2 separate regions of the Homo sapiens genome follow, and region 2 is linked to region 1. Evidence: chromatin contacts called from ENCODE Hi-C or POLR2A ChIA-PET data. All regions are on one chromosome and are shown on one strand. Each heading gives the region's core, a stretch centred on a gene start or an enhancer-like site at or near the end of the contact. The rest is flanking DNA. Distances are from core to core; before and after follow the strand shown.

Region 1 (5,932 bases), core at 3,248-5,747:
CAAATTCCAAAGTCTGAGTTAAAAACTCTCCTTATGTTTTCAGAGGACAGATAAGTTAGCCAATGATTATAGAAGAGCACTAAGCTCCTGGACAGTCAGAGACAGAAAACTAAGCACTTCTGCAGTAGCATTCCTGTTACATGGTAAATGCCCAAGTAACAGTTGCCAAATACGTGAATAAACCATTTGTAAGTTAGGTCTAACTGTATAGGCATGTAAATATGTATTATATACTTATACAAATGTACTTTTAATAGATATGGGGTTTTGCCATGTTGGCCAGGCTGGTCTCGAACTCCTGACCTCAGGTGATCTGCCCGCCTTGGTCTCCCAAAGTGCTGGGATTACAGGCATGAGTCACCGTGCCCAGCCTTATGTTTTCTATAATAGTCTTTTATCAGATATGTCTTTTGAAAGTATTTTCTCCCAATATGTGGCTTGCCTTTTTTTGACAGTGTCTCACAGAGCAGAATTTTTTATTTTAATGAAGTCCAGCTTATCAATTAATTTTTCATGGATCATGCCTTTGGTGTTATATCTAAAAAGTCATTCCTAAACCTAAGGTTATTTTTATTTTCTCCTATGTTATATTCTAAGGGTTTTATAGTTTTGCATTTTGCATTTAGGTCTAGGATCCATTTTGAGTTAATGTTTGTGAAGAACGTGAGGTCTGTGTCTAGATGGATATCCAATTTTTTCAGCACCATGTTGAAAAGACTATCTTTTCTCCATTGTATTCCCTTTGCTCGTTTTGTCAAAGATCAGTTGACTATCTCTTTATTTTTACCTTTCCAAATCTTAGTTTTAGCTATGCCTCTTATAAATAGCATAGCACTGGATTTTCATTTGTTAGCCAGTCTGAAAATGTTTTACTTTATTATTTATTTTTTGAGACCAGGTCTTGCTCTGTTACACAGGCTGGGGTGCAGTGGAGTGATCGTGGTTCACTGCAGCGTCAAACTCCTGGGCTCAAGTGATCTTTCCACCTCAGCCTCCTAAGTAGCTAGGACTACAGGTACACACCCACACACTACCCCTCCTGCCTGGCTAATTTTTTTTTTTTTTTTTAGTATTTATTGATCATTCTTGGGTGTTTCTCGGAGAGGGGGATGTGGCAGGGTCATAGGATAATAGTGGAGAGAAGGTCAGCAGATAAACACGTGAACAAAAAGGTCTCTGGTTTTCCTAGGCAGAGGTCCCTGCGGCCTTCCGCAGTGTTTACGTCCCTGGGTACTTGAGATTAGGGAGTGGTGATGACTCTTAACGAGCATGCTGCCTTCAAGCATCTGTTTAACAAAGCACATCTTGCACCGCCCTTAATCCATTTAACCCTGAGTGGACACAGCACGTTTCAGAGAGCACGGGGTTGGGGGTAAGGTTATAGATTAACAGCATCCCAAGGCAGAAGAATTTTTCTTAGTACAGAACAAAATGGAGTCTCCTGTGTCTACTTCTTTCTACACAGACACAGTAACAATCTGATCTCTCTTTCTTTTCCCCACATTTCCCCCTTTTCTTTTCGACAAAACCGCCATCGTCATCATGGCCCGTTCTCGATGGTTGCTGTCTCTTCAGAGCTGTTGGGTACACCTGCAGAAAGGCTGTCACTTCACACTTGGAAGATTGCACTGCGGCCAGGCAGAGGCGCTCCTCACTTCCCAGACGGGGTGGCGGCCGGGCAGAGGCGCTCCTCACATCCCAGACGGGGCGGCCGGGCAGAGGCGCTCCTCACTTCCCAGACGGGGCGGCTGCCTGGCTAATTTTTATAGAGATGGGGTCTTGCTATGTTGCCTAGGCTAATCTTGAACTCCTGGCTCAAGCAATCTTCCCACCTTGGCTTTCCAAAGTGTTGGGAGTACAGGTGTGAGCCACCGTGCCCAGCTGGCTTTGTCTTTACTTAATGTTCTGAGACCACGCTTTGTGACTTCCTATCAGTTTGTACCAATCAGTCTTTTGGCACTCTTCTCTTCCTTCAAGATATGGATCAACAACCAAATTCTAAGCTCTATGTTTTTTTGTTTTTTTTTTTTGAGTCAGGGTCTAGCTCTACTGTCCAGGCTGGAATGCAGTGGCATGATTATGGCTCACTGTAGCCTTGATCACCCAGGCTCAATCTTCCCACCTCAGCCTCCTGAGTAGCTGGGACCACAGGTGCACATCACCATGCTCAGCTAATTTTTTAAAATTTTTATAGAGATGGGGTCTTGCTATTTTGCCCAGGCTGGTCTTGAACTCCTGGGCTCAAGCCATCCTCCTGCCTCAAACTACCAAAGTGTTGGGATTACAGGCATACATCAGTGAGCCTGGCCTAAACTCTAACTGGCACTGTAGTCCTAGCTTTATAGGCCTGTCACAGAGATACTCAACAAATTTTGCTAATGTTATATGTAATTATTACATAATATTAGCACATACTTTATTATTTATTTTTCGAGACCAGGTCTTGCTCTGTTACACAGGCTGGGGTGCAGTGGGGTGATTGTGGTTCACTGCAGCGTCAAACTCCTAGGCTCAAGTGATATTATATTAGCATATTGGTTGTATTCTCTCTTTTTTTCTTTTTTTTTAAGAGCGCAATCACGAACCTGATTTGAATTCTAAATAGGTGAGTACAGGTCTTTGTTCCTATGTTAGAAGGGCACAGACCATTCCTTACTGTATATCTCACAGTTTCTTCATTTGTTTGCACACATCAGCTGTTAGTATTGCTTTGGACTGTACTATTTTAACAAACTACCACAATTTGTTTATGCAAAAGACAGACATAGAGATTGTTTGTGGTTTGGGGGCTATCAGAAATAGAGCCAGGGACCCCATGGCAGTATATATAGTACCTGCCTGCTGAGATGCCACACTCCTGCTGCCAGGCTGGAACCCCTCAGCTCTGGACCCCAGTTCTTTGCTAGTAACTCTTTTTTTTCTGTGAACATTTACGTACAGAGACAGTATGTGCATTCACTTCTCTTGGGCAATAAACCTATGAGTAGAATTGCTGGGTCATACGGTAGATACATGCTTAACTATTAGAGACTGACAGCTTTCCAAAGTGGCTATAACATTTTATATTCCCACCAGCAATATTGAGGGTTTCAGACGCTTCACATTCTCATCACCACTGACGTCTAAATTTTAGTCATTTTGGTGGATGTGTAGGACCTCATGGTTTTAATTTTTATTTTCCTGGCAAGTAATGATATTGAGCACCTTTTAAAATGTTCATTGCTCATTTGGGTATCTTTTGTGCAACACGCCAAGTCTTTTACCCATTTTTAAATTGTTATATATTATTGATACATATGGTTATATATTATGGATAACAGACCTTTGTCAGTCTCTCAGTCCTTACAGAATCTTTAACTAGTTGATGCTCAGTAACTACCTACTGAATAAGTAAGGATCATTCATTGCAATGGGACCAAAGACTGGGATCTAGGATTATCATTCAGACAACAATTTCAGGAATTTAGAAAAAGGTCTTTTAAGAGATGTACTTATATAAAGCGGAATGTACTTCTCATATCAAAGATAAAAGTCAATTATAAAATAATATAGTTTCAGGGTTCAAAGACTATGTAAACCAACCACAAAAGTGGAGGTTGTGTTCCACTTATATAATAATTTTACCTAAGTTAGAACCACAGCTGAAGAAACAAATAAAAAGGCTATCAGGAGTTAGTAGCTGATAGGTGGATTAACAAAGTTACTTTAGCTGTCTATCTAAACCAGGGGAAAATAGGCTTGTGAAACCAACGCTTATACACACACACACACACACACACACACACATTAATATACACACACACATACTAATTAAACTTAAGTTTACTTTTCTATTTCCCTCATCTGGCCTGTAGCCAGACGCTTGGAGAGGTTGGGGAGAACCCGCTCCGGCGAGGACGCAGTACGCGGGGCCAGTTGCCCGACCATTCCCGAGACCTTGAAGGGACAGTGGGTCAGATCCAGGGTTCGCTTCCTTCCACGCCCCGCTACCGCCTTCCTTCCGATTGGCTGATCGGGGGCACCACAGCCAATCCTAGACGGCGATTGGCCAGGCTACCGCCAGGGTCGCCTCACCCGCACACGCCTAAGACTAACAAGGTCCTGGCGGAGGAGCGGGGGATCCCGGCAGTAGGTACAGGACCTACCTGCCAAGATGCTGCACGGTTGCCGCAAGGCTCGAACCCTCGGCGCCGGACCCACCTCACTGCCCGGTCCAACAGGCTCAAAGTCCCATCCTCACACACACCCGCGGGCGCCGTCACTGGCCCTCCGCAGAGGCGCGGTCACCGCTCTGCCTCTGCCACCGCCTTTACTCCCCGACGCCGTCGCCATAGTCAGCACCGTCCCTACCGCCCAAGATGCGGAAACGCGACAAATTGCTTTACCTGAACGACCCTACTAGCAGACGCCATCTTGCTGCCCATCATGACCCCCGAGAAGGGGCAGTTTCCGGGGCGCGAGCGAGCCGCGGCGATCACTGGAGTCCCGGGCAGCTGTGGGCGGTGCTTCCCGGGACGTCACGGAGGCGGAGACCGGACTGGGCTCTCCTCCGCCGTGGGGCTGGCTCCGCCCCCTGTGCCTGACCCCGCCCACCCCTTCTCCCTACTAGGATCCACCCACGTGTGTTCTATTGTTTCGTTTTGGGGACAAAATTTTGTTAAGGTGGGTCTCTGCTCATTAGCCTATAAATTGTCTAGGACCATTTCCTTTCCAGAAAGCCAGTCTATAATTTCGATATAGTTCAAAATTTTATCTGGAACCAAATAAATAATACAACCTTCTTATCTGACAGCTCTTGCAAAGATTAAAAAAATTAAAGAAAAACAAAAAAAAAACCTTGCGGTTTCCTAAAATGAATAATTTCGTTAAAATGGGAGTTAGTGGCAAGCTCACAAGAGTTTACTCTGGCTTAAAAAGGGCCATGTCACACTCTCTTGCTGATTGGCATTGCTTGATTGTAATTTGTTTCTGTTTTCTTTACCGTTTATTACTCCTGATATCGAACTGCTGGGCCTTTGCTTCAAGTTGAGATAACTCAAAAATTCAGAAATATTTGAAATGTAAGCCACTCATATCTTTCCCCCAAAATTACATTACGGGCGGGGCGCTATGGCTCACGCCTGTAATGCCAGCACTTTGGGAGGCTGAGGCGGGCGGATCACTTGAGGTCAGGAGTTCGACACCAGACTGGCCAACATTGTAAAACCCTGTCTCTACTAAAAATACAAAAATTAGCCGGGCGTGGTGGCGGGCGCCTGTAGTCCCAGCTACTCAGGAGGTGAGGCAGGAGAATTGCTTGAACCCAGAAGGCAGAGGTTGCAGTAAGCCGAGAGTGTGCCACTGCACTCCGGCCTGAGCGACAGAGGGAGACTCCGTCTCAAAAAAAAAAAAAGTTACATTACGTTCTGTGATAATGCTTAGGTTATATATAGTATTGTAAGCTTGACCAATGTGTTTGATGATATACATCAGTGATTTCTAAGTCTTGGGATCTTTTTAGAAATATAAATTACTGAACCCAGGTATGGTCTATTGGGATTCAGTGACTACAGAGAGGCCATTAACCCGTTTTGTTTTGTTTTGTTTTTGTGGTTTTTTTTTTTTTTTTTGAGACGGAGTCTCGCTCTGTTGCCCAGCCTGGAGTGCTGTGGCGTGATCTCAGGTCACTGCAACCTTTGCCTCCTGGATTCAAGCAATTCTCCAGCCTCAGCCTCCCCAGTAGCTGGGATTACAGACGCCCGCCACCACGCCTGGCTAATTTTTGTATTTTTGGTAGAGACAGAGTTTCACCATATTGGCCAGACTAATCTCCAACTCCTGGCCTCAAGTGATCCACCCACCTCAGCCTCCCTAAGTGCTGGTATTACAGGCGTGAGCCACTGCGCCTGGCCCCATTTTAATTATTTTCAAATGTGCAGTTCAGTCACATTAA
Region 2 (5,748 bases), core at 412-2,911, 2.4 Mb before region 1:
AATTTTATCAGACTAACCCAGTATCAGGAAAGGCCCATTTTTTTTTTTTTTTTTTTTTTTTGAGACAGTCTCTCTCTCTGTCGCCCAGGCTGGAGTACAGTGGCACGATTTCAGCTCACTGCAAGCTCCGCCTCCCAGGTTCACACCATTCTCCTGCCTCAGCCTCCCAAGTAGCTGGGACTACAGCTGCCTGCCACCACGCTCGGCTAATTTTTTGTATTTTTTTTTAGTAGAGACGAGGTTTCAGTGTGTTAGCCAGGATGGTCTCCATCTCCTGACCTCATGATCCGCCTGCCTCGGCCTCCCAAAGTGCTGGGATTACAGGCGTGAGCCACCGCGCCCGGAGGAAAGGCCCATTTTAAACTGCTTTGCTTTCAGGTTCTTTGATTTAAATGTGTTTTAATTTCAAATATAAGTTTACTTTCACTGGAAATTAAATTTACTTTAAATTACATCTGCTCAAATTATATAATACTTGCACATTTAACTCAGTACCTGGCACTCAAGAGATCTATAAATACTTGCTACTATTTTTTTCATAGTATGATCCATAAAGTTAAAAGAAAAACAGGATCTAGAGAACAAAAAAAAAAAACCACACAACACATAGAGAAAAAAACTGGCATGCGTCAAAATGTATGAGTATTATGCACTAGTACTATGAACAGTTCTTGTTTACTTTCCCCCAGAGTTTTCAGCAAAGAACCTGTGTTTCCTTTATAATTACAGGAGAAATCAACAGGTTTATAAAATACCCATCCCAAATGTAATACATACAGCCTTCCAAACTATCTTGCATTTTACCAGCTAATAATAGTTTATTTTACCACTCTGGTGACTTGCCTAAGTAGATGCAGGGGAGCCTGTTTTGCATGGCAATTTCTTGGGCCCGTAATTGTTTTTTCACAGTCACTGGGTAGTAGGCACCTCCTTTGACGGTGGCATCATTGGCAATAATCATGCATTCTACTCTGAAAGGCAGAAATTTCATTGGAGAGAGAATTTAAGAGATTTCTTCAAAACTAATTACACTCATTACAAGATACCCCAATACAACCTTCAACTTCTAGTACGTATCACTATTAACATCCATTAGCAGACAGCAGTCTTAGGATATAAATGCAAACTTTAATCACAGTTCACATATTAATTTATATAATACAAAACAATTACTTCTAACAAGTTTATAAACTCACACTTGGTTTTTGAAAAGTCATCAGTCCTAGATTAGTAATAAAAAACTAACAACCTAAGCCTTGTGTCATAATGGTTCTTTGAATGAAAAGGTCCTAATAAGATGAAAATAATAATGAAAAAAAAAATCCAAGTCTCAAGGGAAAAGAATTCCCTCATAATAAACCTTCAAAGTCTCCTTTTAGGAGGGTATTTTGCAAAAATGAAAACTGACCTTTAGTACTAAGATTTATTTTTTGTATTCTTGTTCTTCAACATTACAGCCCCATGGTTTTCTACAAAACTAAATGTAGTCTAAAATATAACGTTCATCTTAACTGAAGTCAGAATGAATGCAAACTTTAATATACTAAAAACACATGAAAGGTATCCTGAGTCATCAACAGTGCCCTTTCTCACCAAAACCAGTTTATTGGGTATGAGTCACAAAGAGCAGGGCGGCCAACAACCACAGCTGGTTGGGGAAACTGTACAGCACTGGCAGGAAACCTTAAGGTCAGAGGTACCCTTGAAATCTGAGATGACAACAGTGTGCTCTTTACAAAATTCAATTTTCTTTATGTTTCTGATGTTTGTGTTACCTCACTTTATGCTGCCTACAACTCTAAAGAGTGAGTCATTAAATCCCTGCTGAAAATAGAGAACGGCAACTGAACACCCAGCACAGGGTAGTGTTGAGCTTCTCATACTAGGATATGTGGCCAGCAGGGCTCGCCACAAGACAAACAGGACTCTTCTTTGAGCATCAATTTTATTCCCTAGGTCATATAAAACCTTTTTCTGCACTGCAATGAACATTTTATAGAGTAGAATGCAAACTTTTAATGATTTAACATTAAACGAACTAGACTTCAAAGGAAATGTAGGCTTCTCATAGGTTGCTGGGCCATAACCTCACACTCCAGAGTGTGTGCTCATACTTCCTACCACTGGGGGTGCTACGCTAGAAAGTTTAAGAAGCTCTGGTACTGGAAAGAGGCCAGGCTGTGAAGTCAGACAAAGTTAGACTGAAATTCTGGCTCTGCCAACTTGTTAGTTATGTGACCATGGACAAGGGACATAGCCATATCTGCTTGTCTATTAAAGGTCACAGACTTGTTACAGAATGAGAAATCAAATTGGCCCACAAAAATACTAGATTGCATTTCTATTGGTTTTGCCTACCCAGCATCTATTATTTTGGCAACAAAACTAAACCTTCTTTCAGAAACTGCCTCTTATCTTTAATCCAGGTGGCTCAAGTAGGACTGACCCCAGAGCCTGCCTTAAAGGGGGGCACAGGGACCAGGTCTTTCTACCCAGAGTTCCCACTGAGGCTCGGCAATGGGACAGGCTCTAAGCCTAAGCAGATCTTGCCTTCCACTGCAGCTGCTAAACTTATAGAATATAAACCAGGAACTGCCTATGACCATCACTGCCTCTGGATTTAGAGAGGCTGCCTAGAAACAAAGCTGACACACAGCAAGTCAGGGCCAGGAGTAGAAAACAGCCTGGGACCTAGTAATACCTAAGACCATTTGAGCTCCCAGATACAGCCATGCCCAGACTCACCAGATAAGAGAATCAATATATCCTCTTTTTTGCTTAATTTGAGCAAATTCAGCTCATCTGTCATTTGTCAGAGAAAGAGTAGTGATGATATAAACCATTCAACAATTTTTATGTAAGAAAGGTCAATTTGAATTATAATAAAGGCCAGAGCAATGGCTCATGCTTGTGATCCCAGCACTTTGGGAGGCCAAGGCAGGAAGATCATTTGATGCCAGGAGTTTGAGGCTACAGTAAGCTATGATCATGTCACTGCACTCCAGCCTGGGCAACAGAGTAAGACCCCAACTCAAAAAAAAAAAATTATAATGATGTGCTAGCCTATATTCAACATCGTTTGAGCCCAGAAGTTCGAGATTAGCCTAGGCAACAGAGCGAGACACCATCTCTAAAAAAAACAAAAAAGGAAAAAAGAAAGAATTTATAATTAAGTACTACTTTATACCTATTAAATGACTGAATTTTTTTCAGCCATAATATCCAGTACTAGAGCATCTCTAGTTAAAAGATAAAGACTGGTCTCCTTCCTTGCCCTTGTCTCCATGGAAAGACATCTTTTTGTTTTTTTTTTGAGACGGAGTCTTGCTCTGTCACCAGGATGGAGTGCAGTGGCTCCATCTCAGCTCACTGCAACTTCTGCCTCCCAGGTTCAAGCGATTCTCCTGCCTCAGCCTCCCAAGTAGCTGGGACTACAGGCGTGTGCCACCATGCCGGCTTATTTTTTTATTTTTAGTAGAGACAGGGTTTCACCACATTGGCCAGCCTGATCTCAAACTCCTGACCTCAGGTGATCCACCCACCTCAGCCTCCCAAAGTGCTGGGATTACAGGCGTGAGCCACCACACCCAGCCAGTCCTACATAATATAAATAGCATACAAATCGCATGCTAATATGCAAAGTGAGTGCTGGATGCCTGTGCCTCATCAAAGTCTTCTTCTCAACCCACATTATGAAGCACAAGTAGAATACTCACCCTGATACTCTTCCAATGCCTGTAATAATGCCACCTCCTGGCACCTCCTCATTGTCATATAACTGGTAACCTGCAAACTGGGATAATTCCAGAAATGGAGACCTAAAGCGAAGAAAGGATGTTGTTTGAATTAATGTCATTAAAAACTACACATTTAAACAGTTACACATGGAAAAGGAAAAGATTTTTCCTCAATGGGACAATATTTCAAATACACATGTTGTATATAAAATCTATTTTTAAAAATCTAAAATGGGTGTGGTGGCTCAAGTCTGTAATCCCAGTTATTCAGGAGGCTGAGACAAGAGGACTGTTTGAGCCCAAGAGTTGGAGGCCAGCCAGGACAACATAGTGAGACCCCATCTCTTTTTTGTTGTTGTTGTTGTTTTTTGAGATGGAGTCTTGCCCTGTCACCCAGGCTGGAGTGCAGTGGCGCGATCTCAGCTCACTGCAACCTCCACCTCCTGAGTTCAAGCGATTCTCCTGCCTCAGCCTCCCGAGTAACTGGGATTACAGGCATGCGCCACCACAACCAGCTAATTTTTTGTATTTTTAGTAGAGACGGGGTTTCACCATGTTGGCCAGGCTGGTCTCAAACTCCTTACCTGAAGGTTATCTGCCCACCTCGGCCTCACAAAGTGCTGGGATTACAGGCATGAGCCACCACGCCCAGCCAAGACCCCATCTCTTAAAAACTTTTGGAGGTAGGTGGGGTGGCTCATGCCTGTAGTCCTAGCACTTTGTGGGGCTCAAGTGGGTGGACTGCTTGAGCCCAGGAGTTTGAGGCCAGCCTGAGCAACACGGGGAAACCCCATCTTTACAAAAAAAAAAAAATTTTCAACACAGCTGGGCATGATGGCACATGCCTGTGGTCCCAGCTACTTGGGAGGCTGAGGTGGAAGAATCACTTGAGCCCAGGAGGCCAAGGCTGCAGAGAACTGTGACTGTGCCACTGCACTCCAGCCTGGGCAATGGAATGAGACCCTGTCTCAAAAAACAACTAATGGCCAGGCACGGTGGCTCATGCCTGTAATCTCAGCACTTTGGGAGGCTGAGACAGGTAGATCACGTGAGGTCAGGAGTTTGAGACCAGCCTGGATAACATGGTGAAACCCCATCTCTACTAAAAATACAAAAAAAAAAAAAAAAAAAAATTAGCCAGGCGTGGAGGCACGTGCCTGTAATCCCAGCTACTCGGGAGGCTGAGGCAGGAGAATCACCTGAATCCGGAAGGCAGAGGTTTCAGTGAGCTGAGATCATGCCACTGCACCCCAGCCTGGGCAACAGGGCAAAACTCCATCTCAAAAAATAAATAATTAATTAATTAATTAAAATAAAAATCCTTTCCAAATACCAGGCTCTCTTCTAAAGGCTTTAGAAACACTCACTTATCGGCTGGTGTGGTGGCTCATGCCTGTAATCCCGGCACTTTGGGAGGCCAAGGTGGGCAGATCACGAGGTCAAGAGATTGAGACCATCCTGGGCAACATGGTGAAACCCCGTCTCTACTAAAAATACAAAAATTAGCTGGGCATGGTGGTGCACACCTGTAATCCAGCTACTCGGGAGGCTGAGGCAGGAGAATCGCTTGAACCCAGGAGGCGGAGGTTAAGTGAACGGAGATCGCGCCACTGCACTCCAGCCTGGTGACAGAGTGAGACTCCGTCTCAAAAAAAAAAAAAAAAAAAAGAAACACTCACTCATGTCCTCCTTAGAACCACCTTCTGAGGTGGATCTTATTGTGACCCTCATTTACTGATGAGGAAACTGAAACACACAGAGATCAAGTCACTTGTCTAAGGTTACACAGTAAGTAAGGGGCAGAGCCGGGAGCTTCATAAGCAATCTTGCCCCAGGGGCCAGGCTCTTAACCACTAGTCCGCCTCTCACTTACTTACATGGTCAAGATACATTAGGAGGGAAAAAAGAGAGCTGGCTACAAAACAGCAAATTTAGTACGATTTCATTTGCATTTTTAAAAAATGTAGGTGTCTGGTATATATATATGCATACAAATGGCCTAGAAGGATAA

Evidence for each region. A loop is a pair of places that touch in the nucleus more often than their neighbours do. ChIA-PET counts read pairs that join two places held with the same protein, here RNA polymerase II (POLR2A). Pooled maps may share reads with other maps.
Region 2: a pooled map shows a loop between it and region 1 (7-fold over the local background). The contact joins the enhancer-like site here to the promoter of KGD4 in region 1. A Hi-C loop is called at or near these places in 1 of 50 pooled maps. POLR2A ChIA-PET finds 5 or more read pairs at or near these places in 2 of 52 experiments (B cell and CD8-positive, alpha-beta memory T cell).

The regions. Positions count from the first base shown.
Region 1 is chr5:69,216,325-69,222,256 of GRCh38, reverse strand. KGD4 (alpha-ketoglutarate dehydrogenase subunit 4) reads right to left here and starts at 4,497. Exons shown (of 4, transcript NM_033281.6): 1 at 4,386-4,497. The coding sequence starts at 4,427. RefSeq lists enhancers at 1,648-2,272, 3,921-4,215.
Region 2 is chr5:71,597,729-71,603,476 of GRCh38, reverse strand. MCCC2 (methylcrotonyl-CoA carboxylase subunit 2) reads right to left here. Exons shown (of 17, transcript NM_022132.5): 4 at 3,717-3,818; 5 at 844-971. Among named protein-coding and RNA genes, the nearest start is that of MCCC2, 13 kb to the right of the region's middle. Within about 2 kb of position 1,661, at least 19 of the 41 ENCODE cell types and tissues checked have a DNase peak (open chromatin) inside an H3K27ac peak, as active enhancers do.